3 separate regions of the Homo sapiens genome follow, and regions 2 and 3 are each linked to region 1. A link is a contact called in ENCODE Hi-C or POLR2A ChIA-PET data. All regions are on one chromosome and are shown on one strand. Each heading gives the region's core, a stretch centred on a gene start or an enhancer-like site at or near the end of the contact. The rest is flanking DNA. Distances are from core to core; before and after follow the strand shown. Region 1 holds the start of FAM8A1 (family with sequence similarity 8 member A1). Region 2 overlaps ATXN1 (ataxin 1). Region 3 overlaps ATXN1 (ataxin 1).

Region 1 (3,797 bases), core at 852-3,351:
AATCCACTATTTACTGAGCTTAAAGTTTGCTTTCATCACCTTAACGTTTAAAAATTGATTTCACACGGCCAGGTGCAGTGACTCACGTCTGTAATCCCAGCACTTTAGGAGGCCGAGGCGGGCAGATTGCTTGAGGCCAGGAGTTCGAGACCAGTCTGGCCCTGGCCAACATGGCGAAACCCCGTCTCAACAAAAAATACAAAAATTAGCCGGGCGTGGTGGCGCATGCCTTTAGTCCCAGCTACTAGGGAAGCTGAGGTGGCAGGACGGCTTGAACCTGGGAGGCGGAGGCTGCAGGGAGCCAAGATCGCCACTGCACTATCCAGGCTGGGCGATAGAAGCAGACCTTGTCCCCACCCTCCCCACTTTCCCCCTAGAAAACTGATTTCACAGATAAATTTGATTAGGGTACCCACTACATTTCACTAGGAATTCTAATGAGGAGAATCCAGGTGATCACATCTAAGTCACACAAAATTAAACATTTTTTAGTACAAATCAAGGTTAAATATTGGCAATTAGTATAAAGTAAATCCCTGTAATCCCCCCCCACCCGTTTTTTAGTTTGTTTTGCTTTCTTTAAAATAAACCCAGTGAGTATCAATCTGTCATCCTAAATTCTGACTGGGATCAGAGGCATCAACTAGTTCTTGTCCCATCTATCTGTGGCTAACTAAAATAAACTAAAAGTCTAATAGTTTAAATAGTAAACTAAGAAGTGTAACTAATTCAAAATATTCTAGTTCACACACAGAAGCAAAAACAATTACACAATATACAAGATATTGATCAAATGAAGTGAAGCTTTGACCCAATCAAAACTTCCTAACTCCACTTGTATCCATGTCGATCTCCTTTTATATCCGTTCAGTTCCACTGTCCTAAGTAGCCAATGTCTGAATAATTTTCAGCATTACCAGTCGAGCCCCTCCAAAAGTGGGTTTGCCATTTGCGAATTTAGCTTTGGCCCTCACTGCAGAGCGTGAAAACCAAAGGAAGAGGATGGTTTGAAGAGCAATTTCTTTTCACGAATAAACAACTAGTCCCATGAGTAAGGGAGTCAATTTGGAGTGCCAGGTCTAAAGGAAGAAGAAACTGTATTGCCTCCTTGTACATTTTGGGAATTTAGGGCCTGGACAAACGATAGCTAGTGAACTGAACGGGCAGGATAGTCAATCAGAGTAGAAGCAGCAGTTACAGGTCTAAAAAGCGTGCCAGCTCTACCCCACAGGCCCCCGAAAACCCTTCTACTCCGCCCAGCCTCCACCTCGCGCTTCTCACCTGCCTGTCGCCCGGTCTCGCTCGGGCTTCGCGAAGGGGCTGCGGATCCTACCCTCGTCACTGGAGTGGCCCGGACCGACGCCTGCACGTGAGGAGCCCGGGGTCCCAGGCCCGCGACTGGAGCAGGGGTGCTGATGCCGGCAGCTGTCCGCGGGTCAGGCCCCGCGGCCCCGGGGCTCAGGAAGTAGAAGGGGTTGTAATAGCCCAGCTGCGGGGGCGGCGGCGCCGCGGCCTGGGGGACTGCAGCGCCGCCCGAAGGGAAGCTCTGCGGGGAGGGCTGGGGGCTGCAGTAGGCTGGGAAGGCGGCCAGGCCGCTGTGCCAGGTGAGGTAGCCGCAGTAGGACTGCCACAGCCACTCGTGCACTTGCCGGGAGTACTCGCGGGCGCTCAGCCGAGCTGGTCTCTCTCGTGGCGCCGCGGCTTCGGGCGCCTCGCAGCCCGCCTGCTCCTGCAGCTCTGCACCGGAGCCGGAGGCCGCCTCCCCGCGCTTCCTGAGCTCGCGCGGCGGCTCCAATTTGTCGGCTGCGGCGGCAGCCGCGAGGCCCGGGGCTGTGGGCCGGCCCGGGGCCTGGGGTTCGGCCTGGGGGTCGTCGCGGGGGCATGGGACGGCGGTGGTAGGAGGGCCTCTCAGGGAAGGGACGGGCTCGTGGTCCCCTCCGCCATCGTCCTGCCCGGGAGGGTGGCCTCGGGCTTCCTCGGGCCCCTCGGCCATCGTCGCCTCAGCAGCACCCTCTGGGATACCTGTCACTGCTCCGTTTCCCTCCCCCAATGGCCCCTCCCCAACAGCCCCGTCACCACCGCAGCAACCGCAGGCGTCAACAATCCCCCGCCGGAAGCGGAAGCCCCGCCCCTCAGGAGCAACGCCCGCCGCCAGGCGGAGCTGGGAAGGGAGGGCGGGGAGGTGCGTCTGCAGTCCCGGGTTCGGGCCCTAGTAGTCGGTGGCTGGTCGGTGACTGGGACCAGACCGTCGCCTCCTCCCTTTTACAGCTTTAAGTCTGTGACCCGAGGCCTCTCTGTATATTCCCGTGGGGTTGGGCCTAGTTGTCCTGGGAGAAACTAGATGGATGAGGAGTATTTCCGAGACAGGTCCCAGGGCCAGCGCAGCCTTTTCTGTTGCAGAACCGCGACTGTTGTTTTGGGATCCAGGCCGGAGGGTTTGTTGCTTGTGTTCATTCCAGTTAACCATTAGTACTCGAGAAGGTGGTACAGAACGCATCTATCCCCTTAGAAGAAAAGAAATTAAAAGCCAAACTAAACTGGGATATATATTAATATAGGAAACTACCACTGAGACATAGGAAAGTGTATTAAAATATAACTAGTGAGGTGCTATGTATAATTCAGAGGAAGGGGAAATTATGCATGGGCCAGACTACTAACAAAAGGCTCCAAAGCCTGGGATACGCTGAGGGCCTTTCCATAACAGAAAATGAAAAGGAACCTAAATTTGAGACTAGATTTGAGGAAAGGCACAGTTGCGCTGGAGTAGAAAGCGTCTGTCTACCGCAGTGGAAAGTAAGTTTTCGTAAATGCAGACTAGCTCCAGGGTGAGGACAGAATCTAGCTTTTAAATCAGTATAATCTCTCTTCTTTTACATTTGAAAATCTCTGCAGCGATATGTTATTGTATCCCCAGCACCATACAAAGGACATACAAGGGCCAAATACTGTGGGAATATTTATTAATGATATTAATGATGATGCTGTCCGGGCCAAAGGAAAACTTCCGCTTCACCTTCTGAAGTTTCGCTGAAAGTCACTGACAGGAGGCAGTTAATAGGAGAAAAGACATAGACATTGATTTGACCATCGTTTTATGTGACACGGGAGCCTTCAGAATGAAGACCCAAAGATAACAAGGGAAATCGTGTATTTGTATGCTTAGGTTCAACAAAGCATGGACAGCCGTATAAAAAAATGACTGGACAAGGCCGGGCGCGGTGGCTCACGCCTGTAATCTCAGCACTTTGGGAGGCTGAGGCGGGCGGATCACAAGGTCAGGAGATCGAGACCATCCTGGCTAACACAGTGAAACCCCGTCTCTACTAAAAATACTAAAAATTAGCCAGGCGTGGTGGCGGGCGCCTGTAGTCCCAGCTACTCAGGAGGCTGAGGCAGGAGAATGGCGTGAACCCGGGAGGCGGAGCTTGCAGTGAGCCGAGATTGCGTCACCGCACTCCAGCCTGGGCGACAGAGCGAGACTCCGTCTCAAAAAAAATGACTGGACAAAAAACACTCTGATGCAAACAGGCAAGAAACCCAGCAAGGCCTATCTGGATTCTCCTTGGCCTGTCTGCAGCATTCATTCCTTCTGGGTATGGAACAGGACCCTCTGGAATGGGGGCTGTGGCCTACAACAGTTAAACAAGGTAGGTCAGATAATTTTTCTTTTCCTTCTTTTTTTTTTTTTGACAGAGTTTTGCTCTTGTCGCCCAGGCTGGAGTGCGATGGTGCGATCTCGGCTCACTGCAACCTCCCCCTCCCAGGTTCAAGTGATTCTCCTGTCTTAGCCTCCC
Region 2 (3,797 bases), core at 685-3,184, 1.1 Mb after region 1:
CCTGGCATTCATTCCTGTGCATGTCCCATTAACTGCCTCTCAAATCTGCCACCACTTGCCAGCAGATGGCCTTTGCCCCTGAAGATGTTTCAGACTGGCTGTAAGGGCTGGGGGGAGGGGGGATCTTGTACAAGAAGAGAATGATGCTGACACTGAACTCAGAGTTAGCAGACCTGGATTTTATGCACAATGCTGTTGTTAGCCATATAACCTTGGGTCCTCTCTACCATGGGGACTCATTTTATGATGGACAACTTGAGAAAATTGAGTTAAATCACCTCCAGTGGTGGTTTTTACCCTAAGTGTCTCAAGTTGCATAAAGTATCAGCCTTAGATGAGGCCAATTGAACGTTTATTTTACCTTCTTGGGTTCCTAAAAATCAATGATTTGGCACTACCTCATTTACAACTGTTTTTAAAACATTGAGCACAGTCTTAGGGTTAAAAGAAAAAAAGAGTTATTACATCTTTCACTACCATGAAACCCTTTCCACAAGACCCTCCTGGGCACCATATGACAATTCAAAGGTATTTATTTGAGACTGTCCTTAGACTATAGCTTTAGCTGTTTAAATTTAGGGTCCACACTCATTGGTCCTTTTGAAAATAAACAGGAACGATTTTTGAACTTGAGTTTTCTAAAACCACCTCTGTGCTCAAATATTGGTTAGAGTCTAAGCAAGGAGAAAGTGATCCATATTTCATTCCTAAGCTTCTCTGCTTCCTTAAGTAGGAATTCTTGAGTTACCTTATCAAAGCAGCCTTCCCTGATCTACATAAAATAGCATCCACCCCATCCCTCTCAGTCCTCTAGCCTTCTGTGTTTTTCTTTTAAGCACCTTACATATTATATATTTATTTGTTAATCATCAGTCTCCTCAACTAGTCTGCAAGCTCTGCAAAAGGAGGGATGGTATTCTTATCCTTATTCTCATTCTTATTCTTCCCTGGTGAATGAATAGTACCTAAAATACTGCTTGTTCCCATAATGGGCAGTCAGTAAATATTCATTGAGTGAATGCCTAAATGACATTCACTAAGTGAATGCCTCTCATGTGTGGGCCTGAGCCATTAGGAAAAGGAACATACATGCTGTTCTGATGAGAATGCTTGAATCTGATAGCAGTTTAAGGGTGTGGGGAAGGGATGGAGAGTCTAGACTATTTTCCTTAGAAGTGGATACTTGATGTGTATAAAGAAATGTGAGGAGGGAACAATTTGTGTAAAAAAAAAAAAATTCTAGACCTATCAGTAGAGTTTGGGGATTTTCTAATACTTTTTTTAAAAGTCTGCACTGTCTGTATTTCCTCTCCTTTTCCATTTGAGTGGTTTGCTTTGTCACTTGTTTGTGAGCATCCTGCCCTGGCTTTCTGTGAACGGCGGTGGTTTTGTCTCTTATCATCACATCATTTCATCACTGCTTACGTTCATATTTCTTTTCAAAGTAGGGATGGGCCTGAAGTGCTGTATCTCCCTAGAAAGGGGCTGACTGAATAACACTTCATTCTAGTGCACACCTTAGAATGAAAAAATGGTGTGCTGGTACAAATGAAACCCATTTAATGTCTCTGTGGTGTGTGATGGGAAGTTCACAAAAGCTTTCTTAGGGAGGCATTGTGCTAGTTAGCTTTTGAGGACAGCAATAATAAAGGTTTCTGGAATTTTGTGTGTCTATGGACTCCCTTTTCAGAATAACTGCTCTGAGTGCAGGCATTACTTTATTCCTAGGAAGAAATGGAGAGACTAAAATAAATACCTCTGTACCTGTGTAAACAGCATTATGCTGTCTGTGTAAGTCTTAAAAAATGGGAGCTGAATTTCTCTTACTCTGAATCTCCAGACTAAGAGAATTGCACACACACGCACACTCTAATAAGAGCAATCTGGGAATTTCCCTCTGTGTCTGTCAGTTTGTACCTTTTAGATTTGCCATCTGTGATACCAAATTCTCCAGCGTTACAAAAAAAAAATCTGAAGTAGATAAGAGGGTCAGGAGAGAAGGGGAGATTCCACCACTTTTGGACAAGTGAGGGAGAACAATCTCCTTTTTCTTAAATCCTTGCTTGTAATGCTCCTGCAGATTGACCTACAGATTGTAAAGGCAGAGAGGTTATGACTGAGCTCATTCCATCCAAGTGCACTGGGGATAGCTTCAAGTCTTCTAGAGTTTTCTCTTTCACCCATTTCTCTCTCTTCCTCAGACTTCCTTGAATGGCTTCTGATTGACAGCTTCACTAGTTCCTGGCCATTGCCCCTGGTGTGTTATTTGGGATGGGCACCTTTGGCAGGGTCTTTGCAGGAGTCACTGCTTCTAAGAAGTGGTGTCAGAGCTACCTCCTGAGGCAACTGACAAAGCGTAGCCCATCCCAGGCACACCCTTTCCCCTCAGCACCTTCTTCCTCAAGTACTCAGCTCCTCCTCTCAGCATCTTGGAGAGGAGGAGGAAAATGCAAAGAACACCCAGACGTTGTGGAAGGAAAAAAGTTCATGGATCTTTTACAACATTTGTGTTCTATGGGGTGAAACAACATCAACAGCCTGGTCAGGCTGCTTTGTAACTGAATAGTGCCAAGGTAAAATGCTTTTGTGTCCTCTTTAAGTTTAGAGTTCACTCAATTACATGATATTTATTAAAAGAGTGTTGTGTGCCAGGATGTTCTTGAGTCTATCAGGGATCCAGGGCTGAGTAATCTGTACTTACTGCCCTTTGAGACTCTAGGAAGGTGCTATGGGAAGGATGTACTTGGTGGCGGAGTCAGGTGTACCGAAAGGGACGATGGGTAAGAGTTGTCAGCGCTGGAATTTCAGGGAAGACATCTAAATTGAGCCTTCAAGCAGAGGTGGAATTTCAACCCAATATATATGTGTATTTAGAGAAGACAAAGGATGCTTTGAGAAGAGACTAGGAATAGTATTTTATGTACTACTTCTGTGTCTGGGCATGTGAGAGCTCAGAGCCAGAGCTTTCCTTCCATCAGAAATTGTTTGGTTTGAACACTGACAAAAACATAGCATGAGGATTTGTAGCACATGGCCACCAGGCCACCATTTTCTTCAGGATCATTTTAGATATTTTTTTTTTTTTTTTTTTTTTTGCAGATGAAGTCTCTTGCTGTGTTGCCCAGGCTGGAGGGCAGTGGCACGATCTTAACTCACTGCAACCTCCACCTTCTGGGTTCAAGCGATTCTCCTGCCTCAGCCTCCCAAGTAGCTGGGATTACAGGTGTGCCTCACAATGCCCGGCTAATTTTTGTATTTTTTGTAGAGACAAGGTTTCACCATGTTGGCCAGGCTGATCTCAAACTCTTGAGCTCAAGTGATCTGCCCACCTCGGCTTCCCAAAATGCTGGGATTATAGGCATCAGCCACTACGCCTGGCACATTTTGGATCTTTATATGTAAAAGTTGAAGCAAGAACTTGGGATGCCTAAAGAATGATGCCTCCCAGCATTAGTAAGGGCAGTGTTTCCAACTGAACTTTGTACAGAAAAACCCAAACAAAACTAAAGATGTATTTTTTAGGTGGTATAAATTCGAAGTGCTCAATGTTCAAGAATCCACAATAAAGAAGGGCAGGGATGACTGAATAGTGATAAGAACTAGTTGACATTGTTTAGTCATAGAACCCAAACAAAATCTATTGGTTCTTAACAACACATAAATTACTCCTTAGGACTAATGTAAACAGACAAATAGAAAGGTAACTTCATTTTTTAATTATCTAAATTTTTCACTTTTGTAAAAGAATCATATTATACCATAAAAATATTAACCATGTCTCCAACTTAAATTCATGT
Region 3 (3,797 bases), core at 621-3,120, 1.1 Mb after region 1:
GATGTTTTTCTTCATTCTTCCTGTGAGTGTATTTTGATGAACTCTGCAACTTAACCACTTACTGTGTTGCTTTTAAAAGTAATCTTTAAAATGCTTTTTTATTTATAGTGACATCCAGTGCTTGCAACTAGGAAAGTCATACTTCCAAGAATAATTACTAGTCAAATTTGTTTTCTTCCATTAAAAAACAAAAGGAAAAACAGTTCTGTTAGGTGGCTGTTATATAAACATGCCAAACTAGCATTTATCAAGGTAGTTTTAAGGTAATATGTCTTCCATAAAGACTACTTTATTTAAGAGACCAATAGATACAATAAACTTTGTAAGAACTCAAAAATTAAGGGTACTTAGGCTTTTCTGAGGGCTTTCTTTGGAGAAAAATTACCTTATATTATATTACCTTTTATTCAGGCATACATAATAATTGTAAATTTGGCTTTGGAGACTTCAGTCAAAGAAAGAGCTTCTATACAGGAAAAGCCCTTAAACACTAATATAGTGATTGAGCCCATTGCTCATAAATGTTTGCTAAGAAAAATACTTGTCTGGCGTATTCAAAGGTCAGTCTTTCCTAGAGGCATGAGGAACGTTTCAGAGTTCCTTCGGACATTGCAGTGCTGTGGCTGGATGATGCCACTTACCCATCTATTTATCCATTTATTTATTCATTAACTTCAAACACCTTCTATAGTGCAGAGAATTTCTAAATACCATATATTAGAAAATCTTTATTTTATGAGTTTGGCTGACAAGGGTAGGAATAACAACAGATATTAAACCAAAAAGTTTTGCATTACTGAAAAAATTGGACAAATTCATATTAAAAGTTCCTAACCAAAAATCTCACAGATATGATGCAGTAATTGAAATCCATCATATTCTAAGGCTTAAAGCATGATGATCTGCTTCTACAGTGATAATTTGGGTAAGAAGGACAGTGTTCTAAAAAAGCAGCCTTAATATATAACACGGAGGAGTATATGTATTTTGGTCACCGGCCATTTGTCTGTCCATCCATCCATCTGTCCATTCATCCATCCAGCTGTACATACATCCCTACATCCTTTGGTTTATTTCAGTGGTGTCAACTCATTACATGGCGTTGAATGATGTTATCAATAATCATTGGCATGCCCTTTACTCCCTTAGGGTAGAAGAGAATTAGGTAAAAGGTAGTACTGAAAAAATGTTTTCCCCTCTTGCTGCAAAGTTATAAGCTTTTGTTTCCTAATCAGGCCCACTAGACCACATTTTGCCAGTGAGCCTCCACTGAAACAAATAATGATAATGTTCATTTCACATCTTTGACCTGGGAATTGCAGAGTGATTTACCAACATTAACTCATCAATTCTCCTAACACTTCTGAACAAGACATTATAATATATCATTGAATTCATCATGTAAATGGATTCTGTGTTTTCCAGAGAATTTCAATATCCTGGCCACCAATTACATAGGGAGTGAGGAGAAAAATTAAAACAAAAATTACCCTTTTCTGAACTACTGTCTTGTGGCCTGATCTCCATCAGAATGTCTTATTTTCTGGAAATTTTAAAAGGGGGAGGTCAGAGGAGACATCAGCTTTGCTTATGTAAAACTATTAAATAAAATCATACTAGAGAAAAATCATTAGAAAATGACCATTTCCCTTAAACCACTTTCTTCATTTGACTCATTGCTTAATAAAATGATGAACTTGAAACGATGCTGCCTGCTCCATGTCACCCAAATGATGAGTCACATCATGTGAACAAATGGAAATAAATCACCAGCGAAAAGGCCAAACTTCTGTGCTACCCTAGAAATATTTTCTATTTTTCCAGGGCTTCCAATGATCTTCCATTCCTGTTTAACTCAGCTTATAGTAAGCCCTGATGCCAAGATTTTCTGAGTTCCCTGCCAAAACCATGATGCTCTCAGCCTGGGCCTCTCTTCTAGGAGGGAAGACACTGCCCTCCAGATGAAGTGAAAAGGAGAATCACAAAAAGAGGATTATTCCTTATGGGAGGAAATGGGACACGTGCTGCTTATTGTAACATCATTCGCCATTCGTTGGGTATATGGAGGCTTTTATGAGAAAGCAGAGGTTTTTATAACTCATTTACTCTGGCAAGTGAAGCAACACTAAAATTACTTAAGTGTTTAAAAGATAGACGCATAGTAGTTTATGTTCTCAGTCATCTTATTACTGAGACCCTAATTTGCTTTCGTTAAACTGTCGGTTCTCCCTGAGAGTGCTATTGTTATCGGAGCCTCATAACCGTGTACACGGGTCAGTGATGGTACAATATTTCCGGAAATTTAAGTCCTCCATAAGTAGTCAATTGCAGGTTGTTTTAAGGAACAAAGACTGCTTTTCCAGCAAGCCTGGCTTGTGTTCCTATTAAGGCCCCTTCTTTTTTATTGCAAGGGGAAATTTCAAAATCTCATTGCTGTATTTAACTTTCTATTTTAGTAGGCTGCCAGTGCACTTAACCTTCCATATAAAGCTTATATGCGTTTATGCGTTCTTTCCCTTATTAACTTTTTAAGGTTTGGGATGTCAGCCTGACCTAATGATAGAATATGCAAAAATAGTCCTGATACCAGCACCCTGAGCCCACCTAATAAGGGACCTTTTTCATACTGTTTACTTATTTCTGAGTAACAGAAAGTCTGATGGTTTGGTGCTGGCTGGTTAAATTCAACACATGGTAAGCTTGCCTGTTAGTGAAGAAGGTTGAGATTTGGGCTGCCGGTATGTTTTCTTCTTTCAGGCAAGGACTGAGTGGCTTCCCCATGTGTGCCTAGGTGTCCAGCTGACCACAGCTGAGAGGGATAAGCAGGGATTGTGTCCAGCTGAGTTTGGGCCCCTCACTCAGTGGCCTACGTTCCTCGGAGGGTGTGTGTAATTAGCTGCTGAGTAGTAGAAGGCAGTAGCCATGATCCCAGTTGGAAAATAGAAGTAGAGCTAAAGCTAAAAAAAAAAAAAAAAAGGAAACAGGAGAGCTGATTGCAGGAGGAGGAGGAGGTGGGCTCTTGCTATTTTCTAGAGCCTGAACCAACCATGCAAAGTAGAATAGCAGGTGTTGCAGCTCTTTCCCCCAGGAGGACTCCTGAGCCTCGTAAGAAGGTCAGAGAGCTGGTTGAATGTTGGTGCAGGAAGCACGTCAGGAACAGCTTAACACTGGTTTAATTTTCATTTCCCCTGTGTTATTTTACACATGAGGGGAGTCTGAGGCTGAGCGCCGTGGAGAGGTCTTTGTGGGGAGCAGTTCACGTCAGATCCAGGCCTGGTCACCTCCTGGCCTCATCCCATTCACCTGAGTGACTTGTCACCCTTTTCAAGTCCTTTTCCTTCTTTGCTTTTTGCTTCTCCAAGTGTGAGATTGGCAATGTGATCATTATATGAAAAACATTTAAAATTAAAAACGATTCTGTGCAAATATGAAATAGATACCAGTTTTCTTTGATTTCTGTAGTGTCACTGATGATAATATGCACTGTAGATTAAATGATTAGTTTCTGGGGGTGGGGGTGCTACCACTCTTTTATGTACCAATCATATATAAAATAAGTCCTGAGTTCAGAAATGTTAAAATGACAAAAATCACATGGTTGTCATATATAAGCTATGTGTGTTGTATACAGGCTGTTTGACACACAGGCCCTGTTCTTTACAAGGCATGCTTTCTGGAAGCCCAAACCAGTCCCAGGAGTGAAAGCTGGCTCCTAGCAATACATGCGAGTAGGAGTCAGTGAGGGCTTAGGAAAATTATCCAGGAAATTCATTTTGAGCAGCCCAAACTGCTAGCTA

Evidence for each region. Hi-C counts contacts between places; a loop is a spot of excess contacts on that map. ChIA-PET counts read pairs that join two places held with the same protein, here RNA polymerase II (POLR2A). Pooled maps may share reads with other maps.
Region 2: a loop to region 1 is called in a map of CD8-positive, alpha-beta T cell, with 3 times the contacts of the local background. The contact joins the enhancer-like site here to the promoter of FAM8A1 in region 1. A Hi-C loop is called at or near these places in 1 of 168 maps with a recorded cell type or tissue (CD8-positive, alpha-beta T cell) and 4 of 50 pooled maps. POLR2A ChIA-PET finds 5 or more read pairs at or near these places in 1 of 52 experiments (A673).
Region 3: a loop to region 1 is called in a pooled map, with 2.5 times the contacts of the local background. The contact joins the enhancer-like site here to the promoter of FAM8A1 in region 1. A Hi-C loop is called at or near these places in 2 of 50 pooled maps. POLR2A ChIA-PET finds 5 or more read pairs at or near these places in 2 of 52 experiments (A673 and activated B cell).

Annotation. Positions count from the first base shown.
Region 1 is chr6:17,598,606-17,602,402 of GRCh38, reverse strand. FAM8A1 (family with sequence similarity 8 member A1) reads right to left here and starts at 2,101. Exons shown (of 5, transcript NM_016255.3): 1 at 1,282-2,101. The coding sequence starts at 1,993. It overlaps LOC102724591 (a long non-coding RNA gene), which reads left to right and starts at 3,427. Exons shown (of 5, transcript XR_007059485.1): 1 at 3,427-3,650. RefSeq lists enhancers at 1-195, 196-696 and a silencer at 1,763-2,242.
Region 2 is chr6:16,479,453-16,483,249 of GRCh38, reverse strand. All of the region lies in intron 6 of ATXN1 (ataxin 1), which reads left to right. Among named protein-coding and RNA genes, the nearest start is that of GMPR, 240 kb to the right of the region's middle. Within about 2 kb of position 1,934, at least 4 of the 41 ENCODE cell types and tissues checked have a DNase peak (open chromatin) inside an H3K27ac peak, as active enhancers do; they include CD8-positive, alpha-beta T cell, where a contact is called at or near this core.
Region 3 is chr6:16,504,173-16,507,969 of GRCh38, reverse strand. All of the region lies in intron 5 of ATXN1 (ataxin 1), which reads left to right. Among named protein-coding and RNA genes, the nearest start is that of ATXN1-AS1, 260 kb to the left of the region's middle. Within about 2 kb of position 1,870, at least 4 of the 41 ENCODE cell types and tissues checked have a DNase peak (open chromatin) inside an H3K27ac peak, as active enhancers do.